Linked DNA regions of Homo sapiens: region 2 is linked to region 1. A link is a contact called in ENCODE Hi-C or POLR2A ChIA-PET data. All regions are on one chromosome and are shown on one strand. Each heading gives the region's core, a stretch centred on a gene start or an enhancer-like site at or near the end of the contact. The rest is flanking DNA. Distances are from core to core; before and after follow the strand shown.

Evidence for each region. A loop is a pair of places that touch in the nucleus more often than their neighbours do. ChIA-PET counts read pairs that join two places held with the same protein, here RNA polymerase II (POLR2A). Pooled maps may share reads with other maps.
Region 2: a loop to region 1 is called in a map of naive thymus-derived CD4-positive, alpha-beta T cell, with 19 times the contacts of the local background. The contact joins the promoter of LSM14A here to the enhancer-like site in region 1. A Hi-C loop is called at or near these places in 1 of 168 maps with a recorded cell type or tissue (naive thymus-derived CD4-positive, alpha-beta T cell), 1 of 37 single-sample maps with no recorded cell type and 8 of 50 pooled maps. POLR2A ChIA-PET finds 5 or more read pairs at or near these places in 1 of 52 experiments (activated CD4-positive, alpha-beta T cell).

What each region holds. Positions count from the first base shown.
Region 1 is chr19:29,840,725-29,846,850 of GRCh38, forward strand. No RefSeq gene overlaps it. Among named protein-coding and RNA genes, the nearest start is that of CCNE1, 32 kb to the left of the region's middle. RefSeq lists silencers at 3,486-3,645, 3,676-4,445. Within about 2 kb of position 4,272, at least 32 of the 41 ENCODE cell types and tissues checked have a DNase peak (open chromatin) inside an H3K27ac peak, as active enhancers do.
Region 2 is chr19:34,169,243-34,175,571 of GRCh38, forward strand. It overlaps LSM14A (LSM14A mRNA processing body assembly factor), which reads left to right and starts at 3,262. Exons shown (of 10, transcript NM_015578.4): 1 at 3,262-3,521. The coding sequence starts at 3,401.

The DNA of each region.
Region 1 (6,126 bases), core at 3,022-5,521:
GCCCCTTCTGGCGTGCTGCTGGGGAGCGGCCGTGGCCCCTCCGAGTGTGTTCAGGGAAGTGTCTGGGATGCCTGAGCCTTTTGAGTGGGAGAGAAAGACCCAGAGGGGAGAGAGTGTGAAAATTCATCCCCCACTCAAGATTAGCCATGTTGTCATCCATAAGACAGCTGGCCCAGGGAAGGGGTTGCAGCGTTGGAGAAAGGTCTCAGGTAAGGTGGTCAGCAGAGGTGGGGGATGAGGGGCGGCTGCGCTAAGGGCCAGCCAGTGCATGCCAAGTGCAGGCGGCAGAGTGGGAGATGAAGCTCTAGAAGTTTCTGATTTTTTGCTTTTTTTTCCCCAATCAGATGCATCAGAAGGACTGATTTTCTTGCCCAGGCTCATCCTGAACTCCTGGCTCAAGCAATTCTGTCACCTTGGCCTCCCAAAATGCTGCGTTTACAGGCGTGTGCTCCTGATTTTTTTGAATCCCCCAAACCTTGACCAGCCACAGAATTCTCTCCACTCATATTTGCTGAGAACCTCTGGGGATATCCAGGCCCTAGGGATATGGTTATGGATGAGACAGACCCAGAGAGCACAGGCTCAGGGAACACACAGCCAAGGCCATCTGTGAGCTGGGTGGCCACAGACTCACTGCTCAGGAATGCCAGAGCAGGAGGCCAAGGGAGAGGCCAGAGACAGGGACCTGCAGCTGGCGACATTGCGGGAGCCACTTACCCGCAGGTAGGTTTCACCTTTGATGAGCCATCTGACCTGGAGCCACCAAGGCTCATCCAGAAATGGTGGCTAAAGTCTTTGCTCTACTAGAGGGTCAGATGAGATAAGATGTTCAGCTGCAAGGAAAAGACAACTCAAAGTGCCAGGAGAAAACAAGGAATTCATGGATTCGTATGAATGTATGGATTCAAACGAATGGCCCAGGGGCCTATCTAGCCTCAGGCATGGCTGGATCAGGGTGTTTACATTGCTGTCCTCAGGAATCCTTGCCTCAGCTCTGAAAGCTGACTGTGCCGACTTTGTTCTCCACGTGGCATTTGCCAGTAGAGAACAGTGTCTCCAGGCAGATATTCCTCCCAGCAAGTACCTCCTACCCAGACTCTCCAGCAAAAGTCCTGGGGATGCTTCTCATTGGTCCAGCTTGGGTCACATGCCCATCCCTTCTCTAATCACTGTGGCCAGAGGAATGCAGTGCTGTGATTAGCCAGGCATGTGTCAGGTGTCAGTCTCTGGGGCAGAGTTGGAATAGGTCCATCTGAACTACCTGGCTCTGCAGAAAAGGGGAAGGGATGCTGGGTTGGCAAAAGCAGCAAGTACAGAAACAATAAAGACTCTCCCAAAGCATGGGTGACTGCAGAGATGGGAGCATGCTCTGGAACAGCTGCAAAAATCCTGCTTCCCACAGCAGGATTCTTCTTGCTGCAGTTGTGTGGCCACTGTCATTCATCCCCTCAGCGTCTCTAATTCCAGCGTGCTGGCCTCTGTGCCAGGCCCGGGATATGGGGAAGGTTCCGCATGACCGTGTGGGGAAGCCTGCCTGCCACCTGGCCTCAGGGGTGGGAGCAGCCCCCTGGGGACTTTTCGCAGTTGAGGTCTGCCTCACCCCTAAGGCCCCTAGTTTCCCTCTCTGGTGTCTCTTAGATCTCCCTGTGTTTGGATTTCCATTTTCCTCTTCCTTAAACCAACACCGTAAGGTCCAACCTTCAGGACCCTGACCCTGGAGAGAAAAAAACAGAGACCAGGAAGGTCTTCACTAGCCAAAGCCCCAGGTCTGGGCTTCTCATGCACAAAGCCTCTGTCTGCCACCCACAAACCCATTCGGGGTAGAGTTGCCCTCTTGTAGTGGAATAAAGGACAAGTGTGGCCAAACTTGTTTGGCTCTTGGTCCTGGGCCGGGGGTGGAGGGGAGAAAACAGGCATTATCAGAGAAGGGCATGCTGAGGCTGGCCAGGGGGTATGTGAACTGGGAGGGGGCCAGCTGGGGAGCTCAGCTTCCAGGCCCCCACCCAGGCCTATGTCGCTGCTCTGATGTGTCTCAGTGAGTGCACCGGGCAAGACGCTGTTTGAAGGAGCTTCCGTGGAAACATCCATAAAACTAACCTTGAGGGAAGAACTGCCGCCCTGGCTTTACTCCTGTTTAGTCATTTCATTTTCTCACAATCCTATGGGGTGGGAATGATCACTGGCCCCATTTTAGAGAAGAGGAAACTGAGAAACAGGGAGGTCCTGCAACTTGCCCAAGGTCCCGCAACTTGCGCAAGGTCCCACATGGGGCCTGGCTTCAGGGCCTGTGACAAGACACTGCATGAGAAGCCCGGGGCTGGTTGATAGGACTTCTCATTAACCAGCTCATAGGACTCCCAAAATCCAACTGAGGGTTGGGGCCCAGTCATCAGCTTTTGGGGTTTCTGGCCCTGGGGTGGCCCTGGCCACATAGGCCTGCATAGGGCATGCGTTGCCCCGCTGAAGCTCGGCAGCTTAGCTCTTCTGCCGGGACAAGCGCTTCCTAGGAATTCTGAGCACTTCTGCCCCCTCCCAGGGGCCCCTCCCAGGCCTCCTCCGCCGCCAGTCCGGGCTGACAGCTTGGCTGGCCCCAGGCTGGGGCCGACTCTGAATGCGGCGCCTCCTGGTCACGCGGCATGGGCAGAGGAGGAGGAGGAAAAGGGAGAGGAAGAGGAGGAGGGGAGAGGAGGGAGGCCGGCCTGGGTAGAAGTCAGCTCCAGCTCCTGGAAGGAGCCCACGCGTGCTCTAGACGCCTTCCCTGCACGGGGCTCTGCCCATCCCCCACCTCTGGGAGGAGACAGGGTGGCCCCGGAGGAGGGGGCGGCAGTCCGGTGAGCAGCGACTTGGGGCCCGAGGCCCCGGCCAGTTCCATTCTCACCACGCCCGGCGGAAGCTATCGCCACGATTTGGGGAGGGCCGCCTCTGAGCCTCCTCTGGAGGCGGCACCTCTGCTACTCCATTGCACAAACGGGGAAACCAGCCCCGCCGAGCGTACCAGGCCAGGCCGGCCCTGAGGGGCAGGGGCAGGACGCCAGGAGCTGACCCCCAGCGTCCCCGACTGCCAGTGCCCCTGTCATGCAGGCCGAGGCCAAAGCACGAAGGGGCCTCGCTGCAAAAGGTCGGACCTGCGTTGCACCGGTTTCCAGCCAAGTGCTTTGGGCAAGTTTCTTAACCGCCTTGGCCTCCACTTTCCCCTTCTGTGAAATAGGATGGTGCCCACCTGACAGGGTTATCATGTTCCCTTGGGCAGGGCCTGGCAGGCTGAGCCAACGTCAGTGTTTGCGTGGCTAGTTTGGTTTTATTTTTTACGTATTGTTTTGGAGACAAGGTCTCTGTCACCCAGGCTGCAGTGCAGTGGTGCGATCAGCGCTCACTGCAGCTTCGAACTCCCAAGCTCAAGCGATCCTCCCACCTCAGCCTCCCAAGTAGCTGGGATTACAGGTGGGCACCATCACACCCAGCAACATTTTTTATTATTTTTTGTACCAATGAGATCTCCTGTGTTGCTCAGGCTGGTCTGGAACCCCTGGCCAACAGCGATCCTCCTGCCTTGGCCTCCCACAGCGCTGGCCTATTAACGTTTTAACAGAATGAACTGAGGCTCAGCTGGGCCAACGCGGACCCCGGCCTGCGCCCACGCCTCACCGGCTCCCCAGGGCCTGGGACCGGCACAGCCCGGGCTCAAGGGCTGGGACTGCCGCCCCGCCCTAGAGCTCAGGCTGCGCTCCACGTGCGCCGTGTTTACCCACGTGATGCGCTGCCCCGCCCCGCCCCGCCCCGCGTCTCCCCGCCCCGCGTCTCCCGCGCCGCGCGTCTGCAGCCTGGCCAAGGCGGATGCTGGGGGTTGGGGGCCCGAGCGCGGCCTCACGTCGCCCGGACGCCCCCCGCCCCACCCGGGAGACTGGAGCGAGCCACGGCCTCCCTGGGCGGGCTTGGCCCAGCCACTCCGCTGTGTCCGCGCTGCCAGGGCGCGGGAGCACTTCCGGGCGCGCGCCGCGGGAGGGGCAGGGCCGAAGAGGTGGGGGCGGGGCCGAAGAGTTAGGGGCGGGGCCGGAGAGGTAGGGGCGGGGCCGGAGAGGTAGGGGCGGGGCCGGAGAGGTAGGGGCGGGGCCGCCCCTTGCGGGGGGGTTCTGAGCGGCCCGCACCGCAAAAGGCGGTGTCAGGGCGGTGAGGGGCGGGGCCTGGCAATGCACAGGGGCTCTTAGGGGCCCGCACTGCGGGAGGGGCAGGGCCAGGGCGGTTGGTGGACTGGGCCTGGCTGTACGTAGGTGCTCTGAGAAGCCCCCGGCGAGAGGGGCGGGGCCAGAGCAACAGTGGGCGGGGACAGGCTGTGCGTCGGAGCTCCGCGGGGCCTGCGGCGGGGTGGGTGGGGCCAGGGCGGCGGTGGGCGGGCCGTGCTGTGCGTAGGGGCGCTGAGAGGCCCGCAATGTGAGAGGGGCGGGGCCGGAACAGCGGTGGACGGGGTCTGTAGTTCAACTGTGCCGTGGCGTCTTCTTCGCGGCGAGATCTGAGTGCCTCGCAGCAGCCGAAGGCGGGTTTGCAGGTTGCGTTGCGCTGGCCCTGCCCTCGGCAGGCAGAACGGGATAGAGCGCGGACAGGCGCCGTCACTCCCAGATTCCTCTGCGTCCATGGCAGAGCCACTCCTCCTTGGTACTCCTTCCTTGACCCACCGGGGCCCCCTTCCTGCTGTCTCTGCCCCTCTAGCTGCTGCCTCCAGGGGCTTAGGTCTCGGCCCCTTTGGCTTCTGGGCTGCCCCTGGCAGATCTCGTCCATCCTAGGTTTTAACGCCTACCTGCATGCGGATGATCCTGATAGTTCTAACAGTAGCTAAACTGTTTTCCACGTGCTTTCTGAACATTGATGCTGTTTGGACCCCTGACAGCCACATTTTTACGCCCCCGCGCAGCCCGCTGCTCTGAGCTCCGTATTCCCCGCCGGCCGGGTGTTCCACGGCCCTTCTGAGTCAACGTGTGTGCAGTGAAGTCCTTCTTCCTTCTCGTTTCACCCTGGGTCTCCTCCTCAGGGAGTGGCATCACGGTCTGCTCAGTGGCAGGCAAGCCCCAGATAGCGCTTCCGTCTTGACTCCTCACTCTCCTCCCTCTGATCTGTCCCAGAATCCCATCAGTTCTTCCTCCACCCCACCCGACCCACAATTCTCTGCTACACTTGTCTCCACGGCCCTGGTCTGAAACACATGATGCTTCACCTGGACTCGTAGGCGACCGATCTTTCTGCCTCTTGGCTTACTACTCTTAAGTCTCGCCTTCACGGGCAGTCGCAGGGATCTTTCTCAAGATCTAATTTCTAATGATTGCATTTTTCTTCTTTAAGCAGTAGGCTGAAAGCCAAAGCTCTCCATCTTTTTACAACTCAAAAAAAAAAAAACAAGGGTGCCCTCTGTCTGGCCTTGCCACTGTTCAACCTGGTACTTGCAAGTCTTGTCCAGTGCAATGGGATGAGAAAAGTGAGTGATAGAAGGATCGGAAGCAAAATGAAAGCACTGTTATTGTCAAGTGATGATCATCGACATAGAAAACAAGAATCAACAGAAAAATTAACCTAATGAGAGAGTTGCACAAAGGTAGTTTAAGGTCAGAATAGGGCCAGGTGTGGAGGCTCACGCCTGTAATCCCAACACTGTGGGAGGCTGAGGCAGGAGGATTGCATGAGGCCAGGAGTTCAAGACCAGCCTGGGCAACATAGTGAGACCCTCTTCTTTTTTTTTTTTCTTTTTTTTGAGACGGAGTCTTGCTCTGTCACGCAGGCTGGAGTGCAGTGGCACAATCTCAGCTCACTGCAAGCTCTGCCTCCCGGGTTCACACCATTCTCCTGCCTCAGCCTCCCGAGTTGCTGGGGCTACAGGCACCCGCCACCATGCCCAGCTAATTTTTTGTATTTTTAGTAGAGGCGGGGTTTCACCATGTTAGCCAGGATGGTGTCGATATCCTGACCTCGTGATCCGCCCACCTCGGCCTCCCATAGTGCTGGGATTACACGCGTGAGCCACCGCGCCCGGCCAACCCTCTTCTATTAAAGATCAGAGGCTGGGTGCGGTGGCTCACACCTGTAATCCCAGCACTTTGGGAGGCCAAGGAGGGCGGACCACTTGAGGTCAGGAGTTCGAAA
Region 2 (6,329 bases), core at 2,012-4,511, 4.3 Mb after region 1:
TGAATAAGAGAGACTATTTACAAATTATAGATCTGATTAGGGACTTGTATCTAGAATATATAAAAGAACTCTTGCCACTCAACAATAAAAAGAAAAATTGCCCAATTTAAAAGTGTTTAGCTGGGTGTGGGGCTCAACGCCTGTAATTCCAGCACTCTGGGAAGCCAAGGCGAGAGGATCACTTGAGTCCAGGCATTTGAGACCAACCTGGGCAACATGGCAAGGCCCTGTCTCTACAAAAAAATACAAAAATTATCTGGGCATGGTGGTTTGCACCTGTGGTCCCAGCTACCTGGGAGGCTGAGGTGGAGGATTGCTTGAGCCCAGGAAGGTTGCAGTGAGCCATGATAGGGCCACTGCATTCCAGCCTGGATGACAGAGTGGCACCCTGTCTCAAAAAGATACACAAATGGCGGGGTGCGGTGGCTCACGCCTGTAATCCCACCACTTTGGGAGGCCAAGGAGGGCGGATCACCTGAGGTCGGGAGTTTGAGACCAGCCTGACCAACATGGAGAAACCCCCACTCTACTAAAAATACAAAATTAGCCGGGCTTGGTGGTGCATGCCTGTAATCCCAGCTACTAGGGAGGCTGAGGCTGGAGAATCTCTTGAACCCGGGAGGCGGAGGTTGCGGTGAGCCAAGATCACGCCACTGCACTCCAGCCTGAGCAACAAGAGCGAAACACCGTCTCAAACAAACAAACAAAAAAAGATAGACAATAATAGGTGTTGGTGAGGCTGTGGAGAAAATTGGAGCCCTCATACAATTGCCAGTGGAAATGTAAAATAGTGTAGCTGCTTTGGAAAACAGTTTGACAGTTCCTCAAAAAGTTAAACTCTGAGTTACCATATGGCTCAACTACTTCATTCTTAGGAGGATTGAAAACACATGTTCCCACAAAAACTTGTTCATAGAGGTACTCATGGATATTTATAATAGCAGAAGTGAAAACAACCCAAATGTTCATCAACTGATAAATGGATAAACAAAATATGGTATGTCCATACAAAGGGATATTATTTAGCCTTGAAAGAATTTCCGGGCACGGTGGCTCACGCCTGTAATCCCAGCACTTTGGGAGGCCAAGGCAGGTGAACACTTGAGGCCAGGAGTTCAAGACCAGCCTGGCCAACATGGTGAAACCCATCTCTACTAAAAATACAAAAAATCAGTCAGGCGTGGTGGCATGCGCCTGTAATCCCAGCTACTCGGGAGGCTGAGGCAGGAGAATCGCTTGAACAGAGGAGACAGAGGTTGCAGTGAGCCGAGATGGCACCATTGCACTCCATCCCGAGTGACAGAGTGAGACTGTCTCAAAAAAACAAAAACAAATAATTCAACTTCCTCGCATGGACCTTGTACTGAAACAGGGATTTCCAAACCTTTCTTTGTAGCCACTGTGCACCAGCCCCATCAGAGCTCTGTCTCTCTCCTGTGTCCCTCTCTTATGATGCCAGGCTTCTCGCCATTTGCTCACTCAGCTCACCGTCCTGCCTGTGCTCTGCCTTCATCCTGCTGTTCATTCATGCAGCAAATATTAACTGAGCAGCTGCCCTGAGCCACGTGCTGTTACTAGGCCCCTGATGATACGGCAGCAACCAAAACAACATCACTATCTCAAAATGTTTACATTCTAGTGAAGGAGACAGATACATACAAATAATTAAACAGACATACTTGAGAGAGATACATGCTATAAAGAAAATACAAGCTGAGTTAAGGAGATGAGTGGTATTATTTTAAACAAGGCTGTCAGGGACGTCATCTCTGGAGGTGATGCTTGAGCAGAGACTGGAATAAAGTGCTCAAGTACTGGTTGAATTAGACGCGACTGGAACAGAACGAGAAGCTAAATCATGTATATCCTTAGACACCAAAGTCTGGTTTTCTCTCTGTGTAACATGGGATCAGTAGAGTGAGTAGAGGAAGGACATGATCTGAGTTAGATTTTTTTTTTTTTTTTTGAGACGGAGTCTCGCTCTGTCGCCCAGGCTGGAGTGCAGTGGCACAATCTCGGCTCACCACAACCTCCGCCTCCTGGGTTCAAGCAATTCTCCTGCCTCAGCCTCCCAAGTAGCTGAGACTATAGGCGCGCGCCACCACGCCTGGCTAATTTTTTTATATTTTTAGTAGAGACGGGGTTTCACCATGTTGGCCAGGCTGGTCTCGAACTCCTGACCGGTGATGCGCCCGCCTCGGGCCCCCAAAGTACTGGGAGTACAGGCGTGAGCCACTGCGCCCAGCCCTGAGTTAGATTTTAAGAAGATCTCTCTGGCTGCTGTATTGAGAATAAAGTACTGGGGGCAAGAGTTGACACAGAGGCAACTTTTAGAAGGCTACTGCAATAATTCAGCCCGAGTAATCGTGGCTTGTGGGAGAAGTGTAGGAATGGAGATGAGAAGTCAGATTTAGGATATATTGTGTATACATAACGGAGAGGTGTAGTCAGAACAGATGTGGAAGCAAGACAGGGCAAGGCTGACTCACGGCTTTTAGTCTGAGCAGCTGAGTAAAAATGGTACCGTTTACATCAAATAGGGAACGGTGGTGAAGGAGCAGGTTAGAGGGGAAACAGGGAGCATGGCTTTGGACCCTTAACGTTTGAGATTCGACAGAAACCCTGGTTCACGGAATTGATCCAAGCTACATACTGATAATTGGGATTAGTGAGTTACAATGGCGTTGCAAGCCATGAAACTGGTTCAGACCGGCTGAATGAGCGGGACAGGAAGGGGCTGAAACACTTGAGTCCTTGTGAGAGCCCCAGCTCCAGGGGCAGCCTCGGGGGAAGCTCCCCGGGCGATGACTGCGGTAATGGAGCCGTAGGAGCTCCACGAGGTGCAGGTTCAGCGTCTTAGAAGGATGAGCAGCGGCTCGCCACAGCTCGGAGGCGGGTGGGCAGCGCTCCAGGCCGAGGGCCCCGCGTCGGCAAAGACACAGGACCCACGACAAGGCGGCCACGGCCTGAGTCAAAAGGAAGGCCGCGCGCCTCCTCTCCAGCCCGCAGCAAGCGGGTGCCACGAGGCACTCAGCCGGTCCCCGAAGTTCCTCTCACGCGGCCCCAAGACCACCACCGTAGTCCAGGCCAACAAGCGCTGCCGGGACTCCCGAGGCCACGAATGAGCCGGGAGCCACCAGTAGCCGGCCAAGTCTCGCGAGAGCGCGGCCTCGCCCTCCCAGCATGCCCCGCGCCGCCGCCGCTGCCGCCGCCGCCGCCGCCGCCGCGCCGCGGCTTGAGGGCGGGAGGCTGGGGGAGGGTAGCGGAGCCGGCGCCGCCGCCATGTTGGGTCTGAAGCGGCTGCTGTAGGCGCCGACGGAGCGAGCGGGCGTGCGGAGCGGGCGACAGTGGCGTGGGATCTGCCTCTCTGCGAGCAGCTGGGAGCGGCGGCGGCGGCGCCATGAGCGGGGGCACCCCTTACATCGGCAGCAAGATCAGCCTCATCTCCAAGGCGGAGATCCGCTACGAGGGCATCCTCTACACCATCGACACCGAAAACTCCACCGTAGCCCTTGCCAAAGGTACGCGGGACCGGGCCTCAGGGTGGGGGCCGAGCCGGGCGCCGCTCGGGGCTGCTCCCCGCTCCGGCCCGCGGCCTCCTCGTTCCCTCCCCTCCCTCCGTCGAGCTCCGGGAGGCCTCTCGCCTCCCTTCTCCGGGCCCCGGCGTCGCGGGCCGGACCGCGGCCTCCCCGCGGCTCCCTGGTTTCCGCCCCCCGGAATGTCCGCGCCTGAAGCCCGGGGAACTACGGGACTGAGTGCGCGGCGGGCGGCCCTGAAGTCCGAGAACGGGCCGGAGAACACGGAGAAACGCGTCTTCCAACTCCGAAATTCGGGGCTTCTGCCGTCTTAGCACAAAACAAAGCCGGAGTATTCAAAGAATTTTTCCGCCCAGCTTGAGTTCATCGCGGATGCGTTGACTACACAGCACCCATTTTCTCACTTTGTTCATTTCAATTCGTGGCGATCTTCCTCTGGTGAACTCTTGAGTAATGTGCTAAAACTTTGGGTTTGCTCTGCGACGCAGACATTCTCGAAATGCCATCGATGCCGTGGAGCAGATCCCATCTCCCTCGGCTCATCCTCTGTTGGTATTTACCTGTTAAACCGGAATCCTCAAAGCCTGTTGTGCAACCACCTCATTAGGGCGCGTGGTAAAAATGCTTGCTGCTGCCCCGACGCCCCTGTTTCTGGAAACGGGTTCAAGCTTGATCCAGGATCCTTCTTGACCAGGCAAGCTTGACCTTTGATCCAGGCTCAGTGGGCGTTGACTGATCCCTCTGGAGGCTCTCTGGGAAAGGGAATTCGGCCGAGAAGGAAGGTGCCCCTACCCACAGTGTTAATATTTGGCATCCCTAGAGTCTGTGTGGGTTTTGTTTCCGTTCACACGTGCAGGGCCTTTGCTCCGCCAGGAAACCAGAAAGAAAATAAACTTTAGCTCCTGAATCTTAAAGGAAATCTCACAACAGTGTAAAATACTTTGAGGGAAGCTAGATAACCTAGGTGATTTTCCCAGCACTTCTGGTAGAGGTGGGAACTGCATAGCATGGTTAGGGACCCTGTGGATAGGTTAGGTCCAAGGATAAAGAAGAAGATTTTCGAAATCTGTAAAATTTTAAAAATCGTTAACAGATAGGGGAGTGGTTTCACGGGATCAAGTATTTAATAATATTTCTTGGATGCTCTGGTAAATCCTTTATTTATTTATTTATTTATTTATTTTTCTAAGATGGAGTTTAGCTCTTTTTGCTCAGGCTGGAGTGCAAAGGCAATGATTTCGGCTCACTGCAACGTCCGCCTCCCGGGTTCAAGTGATTCTCCTGCCTCAGCCTCCCAAGTAGCTGGGATTATAGGCGCCTGCCACCACCCCTAGCTAATTTGGTATTTTTAGTAGAGACGGGGTTTCACCATGTTGGCCAGGCTGGTCTCGAACTCCTGACCTCAGGTGATCCACCCGCCTCGGCCACCCAAAGTGCTGGGATTACAGGCATGAGCCACCGCGCCCAGCCTCTGGTAAATCTTTTTAATAGCCCTGGTGTTGGGACAAATCTTATACCTGGGTAGGGAACCTTTTGATGTTACAGAACTGTACACCATAAAGGAGTAGTATGAGATGGTGATAGTTGCACAACTCTGCAAATTTGCTGAAGATCATTGAATTATACACTTTTTAAAATCACCAAGTCTAATTTTAAAAGTAGTATGAAAAACCAGGGAGTACCCCCACATTTCCCTCTTCACCTTGTGAAACATTATGCAGTGACACATTACCTCATTAAAACACCTGTAGACTTGGCGGTTAGAAATCGGCTATAGGATGTATGATGGATGGTATTTGGTGTTTATTAAAGACTTTCCCAGTGATGCTTCTTAAGTAACTTAGTTTTTGCTTGGCCTTATTTTGAATTTATTTTTATATTTTTTATACAATAGTTACTTAGCTGTATAGTGTTTTTCTGGCTTTTTGAAATTATGAAAAAGCCTCTCTTTATGAAATTATGAAAAGTGCTGGGTGAGAGCCAGATATGGGTTGAAAATAATTTCTCATTAAAGTGGTTTAATAAATTTGTTTTAAAGTATTGCTTTACCTAATCTGAATTTAAAAGTGTCTTGCCAGCTTAGTGACTCAATAAGTTGGCTGTGTTACCTTTATTCCTCACAAAGAAAAAAAATACATTTGAAAATTTTAAAGTATTTTTGTTCTTTTTTAAAAACTACGAACATATCCTTTTATGCAGGAACCCCAAAAGTCTACATTTTAACAACCCACATTTTAAAAAACTTTTCAGCAGCTTTTAGAGTCAGTATTTCATTAGTCTGTAATAGTTAAATTCATATGACATAATGACATAAAATATAAATTTGTTCTTTGTGTCATGACTTGATAAATATATGAATATAGCAGTGAAAAATTTTTTTAATCATTGAATTTATGTTTGTACTCATGGCTTTGATATTTCATCCCACATCATTATATGCTTTTTCTTTTTCTTTTTTTTTTTTCTTTTTGAGATGGCGTCTCACTCTGTTGCCCAGGCCGGAGTGCAGTGGCACAATCCTGGCTCCCTGTAACCTCTGCCTTCCAAGTTCAAGCAATTCTCCTGCCTCAGCCTCCTGAGTAGCTGGGATTACTGGCGCGTGCCACCACGCTTGGCTAATTTTTGTATTTTTTAGTTGAGACAGGCTTTCACCATATTGGCCAGGCTGGTCTTGAACTCCTGACCTCAAGTGATCCACCTGCCTCAGCCTCCCAGAATGCCGGGATTACAGGCATGAGCCACCGCACCCGGCTGCTTTTTCTTAAGCAACATGAGTTAAATGTGTAACCAGTT